Linked DNA regions of Mus musculus: region 2 is linked to region 1. Evidence: chromatin loops called from intact Hi-C (ENCODE). Cell type or tissue: left cerebral cortex. All regions are shown on one strand. Links, peaks and the distances in the headings refer to the core of each region. The heading gives the core; the rest is flanking DNA.

Region 1 (5,932 bases), core at 1,294-3,793:
ATCCTGAACCCGGGACACCCTATGCCAGGCCTGGGTCAAGCGGTTTGCCCCAGTGCGGATGGTTGTGCGGATGGATGGCCCAAGCTCGTTCCGCGCGGGCTGTCTGGTCCTGGGCACCTCGCCCCTCGAGCCTGCGGGCTCGGTTGGGGCAGGATCGGTAGCCGGGACAGAGGGAGACCCGGGGAGGGGTTCCCCATCCCTGATGCGTTCCCCGGCTAGCGGGGCCCAGCTAATCGCCTCCAGTGTGGCGGTTGCCCCGCGGGGACCTGCTTCTCCCTCTAGCTTTCTTCACCCCCTTTGGGTTGGGGGAAATAGAAAGTTTGCTAAGTGAAGGAGTCTCTAGAATCCCTGCAAGCAGGGATAAAGTCTATCTAGCAGGGGCAACGGGCGAGGAAACCCGATGCCCCAAGATCCGAAAGCCCCGTGCCCACCTGGGCGCGCGGGGCACGCGGGGTGCCCGCCGCGCGACAGCCGATCTGCGAAGTTTGTTCTGCTCAGCCTCTGAAGCTCAGGAACACGACGAAGCCCAAGACAGGAGCCGCGACGGAGCTACCTCGGGGACGAAGAGGGAACTGCGCGGCAGCGGCCGGCCAGCCAGCTCCTCGCCGGGTGGCGGGCGAGGTGGCGGCGGCGGCGGGAGGGGTCCCGCAGCCCTGGAGGAACTGAAGGGTAGGGATGGGGACAGGCAAAGGCGCATCAGCTGCCCGAGGATCCTAAGACTCTGGCGTCCAGGAGTCCAGAGAGGCAGCCGCCGCTCTGGTCTGCCTGAGGCGCTGTGCGTGCGCGCCGGAGGGAGCCCGAGTGTATGTATTCGCGGGTGTGCGTGCGCGCGTGTTTGCGTTTGACGGCCCCGCTCCGGCGGGAGGGAGGGGGGCAGGCTACTCCGAGGACCGGCTTCCCTCCCTCCTCTCTTTTCTCCCTCCCTCCCTCCCTCCTGCAGCCTCTGGGTCGCGCCACCTCCCGCCTGGTCCCCAGCCAGCTGGTGAGGCGGCAGTGGCAGCTCCTGCAGCAGACCTGGTACTGCGCAGGGTGCACATGAAGGAGCCCAGGAGTGATGGCCAGAGAGAGAGAAAAGGAAAGGGGTTGAACTAGGTGCTGCTAGGGTTCGGGGATGGGAGGCCAGCTGCTAGAGGGTTTGAGATGGGGATGAAGTGGCTTCCTTCTGAAAAAGTACTGCTCCCCTAAGAGCGCACCCAACCTTGGCAAAGTGAAGAGAGAGTTTGAGGGCCCTGCAGCTGGGGATGAAAAACGAATTTGACCAGTGGAGACAGATTAACCTTTTATGGGGGAAAACAACAACAACAACAAAAACCGGGAGAGTTGGAAATAGAAAAGGAAGGGGCTATGAGCCCTGGAGAGTGCAACAGCAGTGGCCACACGCTCCCCCTTGTAACACACACACACACACACACACACACACACACACACACACGTCCAGCTGCAGCAGCCACCTGGCTCAGCAGCGCCCTACTGGATACTGCCTTCTAGATTGTTGGGGTTTTGACAGCCACCTTAGTTCGGATAGTGGCTGTGTCCCGGGTGGTCTTGCACCTGCTACCCCCCTTCCCCGCTACTTTTCCCTAGAGATCTCGCAGACCACCACTTTTAAGAGTTACACCTCAAGAAAGGATGGACAGGAATTCTCATTTCCCCTCTCCAGCAGTAGCCTCCCCGCCCCCACCCCCCATCCCCACTTCCCCCAGTGCGCGCGCTTCTTCACTGTTCATTTCTTGATTCCTCTGCTGAGGAGCAGAGTGCAGGAACTTCCCCCCCCCCCGCGCGCGCTCCCCCGGCGAGGCACCCTCCAGGTTAAGGCTTGGAAATAGAACAGGAGGATCTGGCCAGGGAGCTACTAGCCTTTGAGTTTAAGGAAGAAGCCAGGATTCCTGTTTAGGTCTTCTGGGTTCCCCACCCACCCATCCTCTTTAGGTTGCCCAGAGGTTTTCTTGCTCACAAAGCTCCCCTAGAGCAGTGCTGCTGCGGACTGGGACAGACAGAATCACGCTTTTGAGACCCCGGGCTTTGGTTTCCTCGACCAGGCTATCTTCTCTGTCCCTAGCCATGGACGCTGATGAAGAGATCTGGTGACCACCAAGCAACAGCTAAAAGGCGGGAGCTAGAAGCTGTCCATGGAGATAGGAGCAGCCTGTGAATCGTCCCCAGCTGTTGAAAGAGTTCGGAGACTTAGAAACCCTGTGTTCTTCAGCTTCCTAGACCATGCCCCAGCCTCTGTCTACCCAGACGCATAGCCCGATGGACTAGGGGCTTCATGTATGCTCCCAGGTAAAATTTAAAGGATCATGAGTGCACCACAGGGCAGGGGCATCGGGCGCTGTGAGCTATTCCTGAACAGTCAAGTCTCCGTGTGGTCTTCCTGGTACCCGGATGGGGAGCTCCACCTGATCAGGTGCGCTCCCCAAAATTCATTTTGGAAGCCAAGGCCCCCGTGCTTTGCAAGGGAGCCTGGCTGCGGAGTGAGTCACCACAAGCGAGCAACAAAGATTCCCAGCAGCTGGTAATTAATTGAGTCGTGGCTCAGCCTACGACGGAACCCCAGTCAGGCCTCCCGCTGCTCTGGCAGCGGTGGCACCCTGAGTCATGGCCTGACCGTCGGGCCAGCAAGAGGTCCGATAGGGCTTGTGCGTCTCGGCGCCACCAGGGGGCGCTAGACTCCGACCCACAGATCTGCCCACGTTTGAGCCAACCAGACTGCAGCGAGGTCCAAGCTGTCCCCAAAGACAAGTGCAGGAGCTGTGGGGGATGGGCTGAGCTCTGATGACTGGAGTCCAGGCTTTGCTCAGAGAAGCTCCAGTTCCACACAGCGTTTTGGAAAGACGGAAAGGCACTTCAGTTTGTTTTATAGGTGAAGGAAAGGCCTCCTGTCCAAGACCACAGAATTACTCCCATCTAGAACCCATTGTCCCCGGGCTTCTTTCCAGAGTTTCCTCCAGGATTCCAGTTTCTTGTCCACATCGCACAACCCAGTTTTTGAATGTCTTTTGACTCCTTGGAGAGGAGCCTGGGTCCTGACTATTCGGCCTGCATCCCTAGTCCCCATTCTCTTGGGAAAGATGCTCAGTTCCCACTCCAGGATGATGCTCAGTGAGTGCTTGCTAGGATGGTGGCAACAAACACACACACACACACACACACACACACACACACACACACACACCAGGGGTAGTTCTGGGAGTTTCACCTCCGAGGGTTACGTGCTGAACCCACGGATTTTTTTTTAATGCTCAAAAAAAACCCCAAAAAACAGTACAGTGTTTTTGTCTGTTGGATAATTGCCAATTAAGCTCAGAAATTCTTCCTGTCTTTGTCTTTTGTCTGGCATGGGCTCCCCTGTCCACCTTTGAGTCAATGACAGCTCTCCCCCCCCCCCCCCGTAGTGCTGCAGGTTCGTAGGTGTAACCCTGGGGCATCTTGACTAGACTTGGGCATGAGTAAGAGGTTTAAGGAGGAGCAGAGACAAGAAGAGAAAGGCTTTGAGGGCATCAATACAGGGCACAGCTGTGGCCAGTGAGTGGGCTCACAGCCTCTCTGTGCCCCTTTGGGAGTCAGTCCCTAGACCTCCCTTCCACTTTGGCTCTCTCTTTAATAAAAGCAGATGCATCTTATTAGCTAATAAAACACATCCTGGTTTTATAACTCTGCCGCCTACTTGTTTGTTCTGTTCTGTACACACATGTCTGCAACCCTTCCTCCAGCCCTTTCACCAGAGAGGGCATATCCTAGCCCCACAATGCATGAGGACAGAACTCCCAAGCCAGTACTTCTTCATACACACACACCCCACTGTGTGTCTAACCACAGGGGTTGCTGCTGAAGGGACTGAAGGAGGAAGGGAGAGAGAGAGAGGAAGGGAGGAAGGAGGGAGGGAGGGAGGGAGGGAGGGAGGGAGGGAGGGAGGGAACCAAGAGAGGGAAGTACAGCACTCTGTGCCAATTATCCCAGGCTGGTGCCACTGCTAGCCCAGGGCAATTTCTTTTGGCTGAGAAGAAGCCAGCACTGTCAGAGGCTCCCTGGACATCATGAATCGTTGGGAGTGCCAAATGCATTGTCGCATTCATATCTCCCTCTCTGAATGCAGGCAGAGGGCACAGAACTATCCCCACGTTCTGCAGGTGAAGCTGAGTTCTCTCATAGCCCCAGCTGGAAGTGGAAGCTTCCTACCAGGGAGCCCTGGATGGTTAATACTGATTGTCAACTTGATAGAATCTAGAATGGGCTAGCCTTTGGGCACAGCTCGGAGGGATCAGCTACAGTAGGTTGATTGATGTAGGAAGACCCACCTTAACTGTGAACAGCAGCTTTCTTTGGGCTGGAGTCCTGGACTGACTAAAAGGGAGAAAATGAGCTGGGCACTAGTGCTTACTCTCTGCTTCCTGCCTGTGGATGTAATATGACCAGCTACCTCTAGCTCCTGCCATTATGCTGTCCTTGTAATGATGAGCTATCTACCCTGAAAGGGGGGGTCAAAAGAAGCCTTTCCTTTCTCAAGTTGCTTTGTCTCCGAGTATTTTAGAATGACAACAGGAAAAGTGGCCAATAGAAGCCCCCTAAACAGGAGCTCCCTCCAGCCTTAGACATGCTCCAAAGCCATGCAATCGGCGCAGTGGGTAGTCTGCCTTCATTTCAACCTTCCAGCCCTGTCAGATTCCAAGAAAAGCACCCCAATGTGGGGCAGAAAGCTTACCCAGCGTTTCCCAAACAATTCATATGTGAGTGAGTGTGTTCTGTGGGTACCCCATTTCACCAACACTGAATTAAGCAGAGGAGAATATGGGTCTTCTGAAAGGCTTTGGTCTGCTAACAAGGATTCTCTCTCTCTCTCTCTCTCTCTCTCTCTCTCTCACACACACACACAGACACACACACACACACACACACACACACACACACTAATACTAGTACTATTATGGGGGACTCCCAAACTCACTCAAGGATGGAACTACCTGTGGGTGAAGCAGCATCAGGTCCCAGAAAGCCATTTCAAAAGCCACTGCTCCAGGCTAAAGGCATGCAAGGAAATGAGCAGTCTTGGTTCTAGAGACTAATTTAGACTCTCTTTTGACTTGAACCAGCTCCGTAGCACAGTCTGGAGCATCTATTGAGTACCAGGGTCTGGCAGATTCCCTCTTCCTGGTGACCCACCTGCAGCTGAACATGCCCGCTCTCTGTCAGGAAGCCAGAGCTCTCTATTGAACACACTGACCTTGCATGTTCATGCTGAAAATCCACTAGCAAGGCTGACCCCTCTTCATCATCCCTAGCCTCATATCCAGACTCCAGCAGACCCTCTTGTCTGAGCTGCTGTTCTTTGCCTCCCAAGAATTCAATGCCACATATGGTGCCTCAAAAAATTTCCTTGTCCCCCAGGCTATAGTGTCATGTCTGAGGGGCACTTGCCTATTGCTGTAGTTGGAGAAGTCCCAGTGAAGGCCATGGAAGGCCACTATTATTGTCCCTGGTTAGTGAGGAGCCAAGATATCTGAAATTAATACAATGGTTGGTACTTGAGGCTATGGCAGGCTGGGAATTGTGTCTTCTTCTTCTTCTTCTTCTTCTTCTTCTTCTTCTTCTTCTTCTTCTTCTTCTTCTTCTTCTTCTTCTTCTTCTTCTTCTTCTTCTCCTTCTTCTTCCTATTCTTCTTCATCCCCTCCTTCTCCTCCTCCATCATCAGCATCATCATGCAGGCACAGGCCACAAGGGTGAGGCCATGTTATGATGAGAAGACATAAAGATTGAGAAGGAAGATGGAAGCCTACAGACCCTACCTTGTACCCAACAGGTTTCCCAAGCTTTTTTGTTGTTACTGCATTAAATTCAAAAGACACTTAGACAAGTCTGCCAAGTTTGGTGCTGATGCAAAGACATGAGGTAATAAAAAAAAAAAAGGAAGGTTGCTTAGAACTTTTGAGACACA
Region 2 (5,932 bases), core at 2,195-4,694, 470 kb before region 1:
AGGTTAAGGTGCTTTTTTCTGTATGTCTGAACCTGAGCTGGAGGGGAGTGTGTATGCTGCCACTCAAGTTCTGGTATGCTCTTGCCTGTGACTGAGGCAGGGGCATTCAGTAGTGATACCCCCCCCCCCGCCCCATCCCTCCTCTCTCATTGCTCTCTGTCTGATGAGAGAAGCAAGTCCTGGAGAAAAAGCCTTGGTCCTGATGCCTCTTGTGACCCCATCCTGCTTCGGGCAGCCCAGCTGGTACTCTATAAAAGGAAGCAGGAAAGAAAGAAGGAAAATAGGAAATGGTAAAAAGGAGAAAAGAACACCAGAAATAAGTGGAGGAGCTGAAGATACAGTTCAGCAGCTAAGAGTGCTACTCACTCATGGGACCCGAGTTCTTTTCCTGGCACCCATGTCCTGCAGCTCAGACCTACTTGTAACTCCAGCTCCTAGAGGAATCAAAATCCGCTGGCTCCAATAGCACCAGCGTTCATTTGCATACACATAGTTAAATAGCCATGTTCCTAAGCATTACAGAACCTAGAGAACCTGAGCTGGATCTGTCCTAATACTCCATCCCTGGGGACCAGTAACCATGGCACCACAAGGCTCCATGCCAGCTTCCAAAGGAGGGAGGCAGCCAATAGTCCTTCCCAGCTACAACCCCTACGGAGCCACTTACATACTTTGAAGGGTAAAAGACATAACACTTTGTAAACATCACTGCCCAATGGACCCAAGAGTATTAGAAAATAGCAGTTCTTATTCAACATGGGCACCTATGCTGAGGTAGGTATGTGTTAATTCATTATAAAGAACATTTACTTCAGACGTTCAGAAAGCTGCTTCCTATTGAGTCGTGTGTGGGTTTAGTTTAATTTTCCTTTATTTTTTCTCTGACTATCAATCCCAGTACTGCCTTAACATTTTGAAGGTTAAAAAAAAAGGAAAAAAAGAGAAGAAAAAAAATGAAGATGAGAATGAGACTCAGGGATTTGTCTAGAGTTCAGGAGTCTCGAAGGGCAGCCCTGAAACCTTAGCTCTCAGATCCTATTAGGGTAAGGTCCATCATTCACACTGTAGGGTGTCTGTACGAGTCCTTCTTCCCTAAGCCAGTCTGCTATAGTCACACAGCCTGAAACCTGTGTGATTCTTCAAACTTCATACAGTGGAGTACCTGAGGTTGGAGCTGTGTATGAGGGGGTCCAATGTTATGTAATCAAATCTTAGTGACACAGGTATGAATACTGAAACTGTTGGACAAGGTATATGAGGGTGGCAGGGCTGGCAAGGGAAATAATCTCGGAGGGGAGGTGGTCACTCAAAGAGGCTACTTTCCCACCCCACAGACACAGGAAATGGAGAAATTGACTTGAGTCCAAGGTGGCCAGGAGCCTGTGGCAACCAAACGTCTTTCCAGAACCTCCCTGAAACATTTCCCCATCATCTAAAATCCATCTCCTCCTCATGGGCTGCACATGACTGACTAGGCAGTGTGCACAAGCGGTGATGTGTCAAAAGTACACTAAGTTCCCCTTATGGCCAGATTGTAGTCTGACAGTCACTCTACCTCATGCATGTTTTCTTTCATATGTAAAGAGCCAGCTTTTACAAAGAGACCTAAAAGTCGATTGGGGACTATTTGGGAAAGGTATAATGGATGGATTAAGGGGAGGGTGCAATAAGAATGGAGATGAGATGACCAGTGAGCATTATGGAAATGTTAGACTCATACTGTTGTACAGTTACTATGCACTATTGAATAAATAATCTAAAAACAACACACAGAGAAGGGGAGCGGAGGGAGGGGGGAGGAAGAGGGAAGTTGGGAGGAGAGAAAGAAAGCAAGAGAAAGAATGAGGAACCAGAGAGCAGCAGAGAGCTGGATCCTGGATCTGGGGCCTGGATTCTGCTCCTGGTACTGATGTGTGGGAGGCAACCTCAATGCTGAAATGAGAGATAGTTCTGGAGTTCAAAGAGACAGTCGTGAGGTCCTTGAATGCAGATCATCTTTCATCTCCATTTCCAGGTGCCAACAGCTTTGCTGGAGGTGAGGGGTTTTGTTTTTTTGTTTTTGTTTTTGTTTATTCGTCATTTAACCTGGGTCTCTGGGACTGGCTGCGGGAGTTAAGTTGTCAGGCACACCTGCCGCCAGGTGCCGCCAGGCACCTCCAGGTCAGGGGACCATGAAGACAAGTGCAGGAGCCTTCTTTGGTCTGCATTTACTGTCCATCCTTTATTCACTAGGCTTCTCTTCCTTTGGGGATTTGATCCCTTCCCCAACCAGTGTCTAGCACTTTGAGCATCAGCTCTTCTACCAACAATGAAGACTTCACAGGTGAGCCACTTCTCAAGTGAAAGGATGTTAACACAGGGATATTTGTGGTTTCCTTTCCTTTCTTTGTGTTGCTTGGTGCCCTCCTTAACATTTGGCCCTTTTTTTTCTCTCCAGCTGAAACAGAGGACAAACCAGTGGCCCATGTTGGGATTCTGTCTAAGCTCCACCCCACAGTTACCTGGCAACAGCCAGGTAGGTCTGGCCCACTCTAAGAGTGTCTGTTTGCCCCCTCCTCTCTCTCTTGTTCTCTTACTCTCTTGCCTCTTGCCCCCTTGTTCCCCCCCTCTCCATTCCCTTCCCCCCTCTCTCCCCGTGGTCATGGCTGGCCTCTACTTCTCTTTCCTTCTCTCTGCCTCTACTACTCTCTTAACTCCCCTCCCCATGTCCTAAATAAACTCTATTCTATGCTATACCATAGTGTGGCTGGTCTCTCAGGGGGAAGAATGCCTTGGCATGGGCTGGCTAAGGCACCCCTTTCTCCCACACCTCACCACACCCCCATAGAACATATCTTATTATTTCTTTATCTTTTTATGATCACAACAGCCCAGCAGTTCTTAAACAGCACAGTGAAGTGTTGATTTAATCCGTCTTTAATATGGAGAGATGTTTAGAAAATGACATTTTCGGTGGCCAGTCTCATATGAGGAGAGAGTTGGCATCTATCAGATCCCTGTTTGGGCTTTTTGTTGAGTGTACTTTCCCTATGCTGGGCTACAACCTGGGTTAGCTGGGGGACTCGCTTAAGCATCTGCCACGAGGAGATGGAAATCAAGTCTGGAAAATGCTACACTAAACTAAACTGCATTAAGAGAGACCTCTGCAAAACAAGATCCATGGAAACTGAGACCGACATTTGGGGGAGGAAGACAATCTGTCAGGTTCTTTCCCCCCTCATAGCTCATGCTGAACAGCAGGGGGCAGCAAAGAACTTCCTATGTGCTCCGCTCACCCCTGCAGTGTGGCAATACTGAGCCTGTGCAGGGATCACCTGGGGAGGAACTTTCTGGAATGAAAACAGGCATCAGCCGCAGTGTCTGAGGCTGGCCAGGAAGGCAGAATGAAGATAATGAAGGATGACTGTCATCTTGCTTAGAGACAGTTTTAGCTGGGAAAACAGCTTGTATTTGCTTGGGAAGCTGACTTTAGTGTCTGTAAATTCAGATGTAAAGGACACAGAAGTGTGAGACTTAGGAGAGAGGATGGTCTTCATCCCATTGCCAGAGGCCCACAGCTCGGCCTCTGACTGCAACTTAATATATAAGATGAGAGGGATAATGGTACCTAAGACTGTCCTGGTAGATTCGTCCACATAAAGCCGGAATAGCACTGACTGTGTGCTTAGCTGTTGATTGATTGCTAACTATTATTGATAACTGCTTTATAATTGGTGCTTGGTGTAGGTGGTGGGTGATATGTTGGCTATAAGGAGGTGGAACCATCACAGAGACCAGGAGGCATAGAGAAAGGATAGAAGGGTACCTGATATGCAGTGGGGCTCCTCCAGAGGCCTCACTGTGCAAGTGAGACTGGGAAGCTACCTATGAATAGGTAGCAGGGAACTTAGTTGCTGGGCTATGATGCATTATATAGAGTGGTGGCCCAATGCACCACTAATCTGGGTTGAAAAGGCTCATGCCATAACCACAGGGTACCTGAACCTAAAGGAAATTATGTTGGTGGTGGGAGGGAGGAACAAATGGGCAGGAATAAGGACCACAGGTGAAGGTAGTAGCTTAGAGCTAAGACAAGCATCTAAGTACAGAGCTGCACAGGAGTCAGAAACAGTAGGGTGGAAGGAGAGGTGTTAGTGATATCCTCAGGACATTAGTAAAGGCTCAGAATCCAGGGGCCTGTAGGAAAAGGCTGAGGGCAGTCAAGAAAGACCAACCATAGACAGTGCAGTTGACCCTCAAGCTGAGTCCATAGTTTTAAAGGCATCGGATACAAACCTCAGGTTTGTTTATAAGTAGACACTGAGAACAAGTAAATACTCATTAATTATGGCAGCTGCTGGACCCTGAACACTGAATTGTCCGGCATTGTTCTGAGCACACGATTGGCCTGTATCATCTCCCTTTCCTCTTTCTCTTATAGGAGGTCAATGAGGCAAGCATCTGTGATGGCCCCCATTTGCTTTGATCTCTGAGGGCTCATGTGGCAGCCATAGGCTTGATCTTCTTGATTGTGTGTCTAAGACTGAGGCGATGAGAGCTGGTGAAGTTGTGACATAGTAGGCATGATCTGGAAGGGATTAGCAATGTGTTTTCCCAACTGATTTTTATAAAGTTAGCCCTCCTACACAGCAGGCCCTTCTGCACATGGTGGCTTCCCTTTCCGTCTCTCAAATCATGATCCAATGAAGGGTCCCTCATTACAGAGTAATCTACTATGAATCTACTCTACCTATGACTTTTGAGTATACAGAACTATGAACTAAATAGCCACCTTCACTAAAGTATGAAGGCTCAGGAATTATGTAATGATAACATAAAACGCAACGACAGAGGGAGCAGGAACACAGAGTGTTTAAGAGGTATATTCCAAGTTCATGGCTGAGAAGGTGTCAAACTGCAGTGGTATCTTCCAAGATGAGCATCCAGGACTTTGATTTAGAACAGTGGGTTTTACTGAGGTGTGCAGGGCAGACTAAAGGAGAGTAGAGATTAGACAGGGAGGGCAGAGGGCTGAGGGCTGAGGGCTGAGGGCCTGGCAAGAAGAGATGGAGGTTTGCTTGGTTATGAAATAAAAGAGATAGTCTCTCTTGGAGAGGAATCTATTCTATTCGACGTGATGAGATTTGTTCGGCTGTTTCAATGAATAAGGTGCACTACTTGATGAGAGACATGAATCGTGAAGGTCAGGTTGTAATGTGTGCCTGGTTATGTTAGATGTCTGTGTAGCTGCAGCCTGGGCTAGTAACACTCCCAGAGGAGCTGAGAGTCTTTGGGGCACTGTGCTGAGAGGTGAAGAGAAATTCACATTTTACCACCTGCTCTTATGTACCATCTGAACATTTTCTTTTTCCTGGATATGCATCTCTACCCTTGTAATCTGTAGTATTTAAAACACAGAATAGCACAGAGAAAAATAGCTGTGTGTGGTGGTGCATGCCTGCGATCCCACCCAGCACTGGAAAGAGACTACAAATTCAAATTCTGAACTAGAGAGTGAAACCCTATCGTATTAAGATTAACAACAACAACAACGTAATAATAATACAAAGTGTGTTAATGAGTTTCCGTGCTTATTATTCTGTGGCCATATTATTGCTGTTTGTCAGTACACTGGGATGTTTAATCTCACCATCAACCTGATGAGATTTAGGATCACCATAGTCATGTCTGTGAATCTCATCTAGATTAGATTCATTAAAGAAGAAAGACCTACGGTACTTGTGGATGGCAGTATTCCACGGGCGTGAGTCCTCTAATATGTACAAAGGAGATAACAAGCTAGACCCTGACACTAGTCTCTTCCTACTCCCTACCATGTAACCAGCTGCCTCATGTTCCTGAACCTATGACCTTCCTGCCCTGAAGGGCTGTGGCCTCAAACCGTGGGTTAAAATAAACACTTCCCTAAGTTGGTTTTTGTTTAGGGATCTAG

What was found. A loop is a pair of places that touch in the nucleus more often than their neighbours do. Peaks named below come from ENCODE experiments on the same cell type or tissue, not always from the same donor. Only the 100,000 strongest peaks of a DNase experiment are listed, where the experiment ranks them.
Region 2: it touches region 1 in a loop (3.0-fold over the local background); 3 of 42 quality-filtered maps call a loop at or near these places.

What each region holds. Positions count from the first base shown.
Region 1 is chr15:72,546,919-72,552,850 of GRCm38, forward strand. Kcnk9 (potassium channel, subfamily K, member 9) reads right to left here and starts at 781. Exons shown (of 2, transcript NM_001033876.2): 1 at 1-781. In left cerebral cortex, for the core only: a CTCF peak has its summit at 2,653 (motif pointing right); DNase peaks (open chromatin) are centred at 1,442, 2,242 and 2,693; H3K4me3 peaks cover 13 bases.
Region 2 is chr15:72,080,584-72,086,515 of GRCm38, forward strand. It overlaps a transcript of Col22a1 not described here. Among named protein-coding and RNA genes, the nearest start is that of Col22a1, 49 kb to the left of the region's middle. In left cerebral cortex, for the core only: a CTCF peak has its summit at 3,241 (motif pointing right); a DNase peak (open chromatin) is centred at 3,262.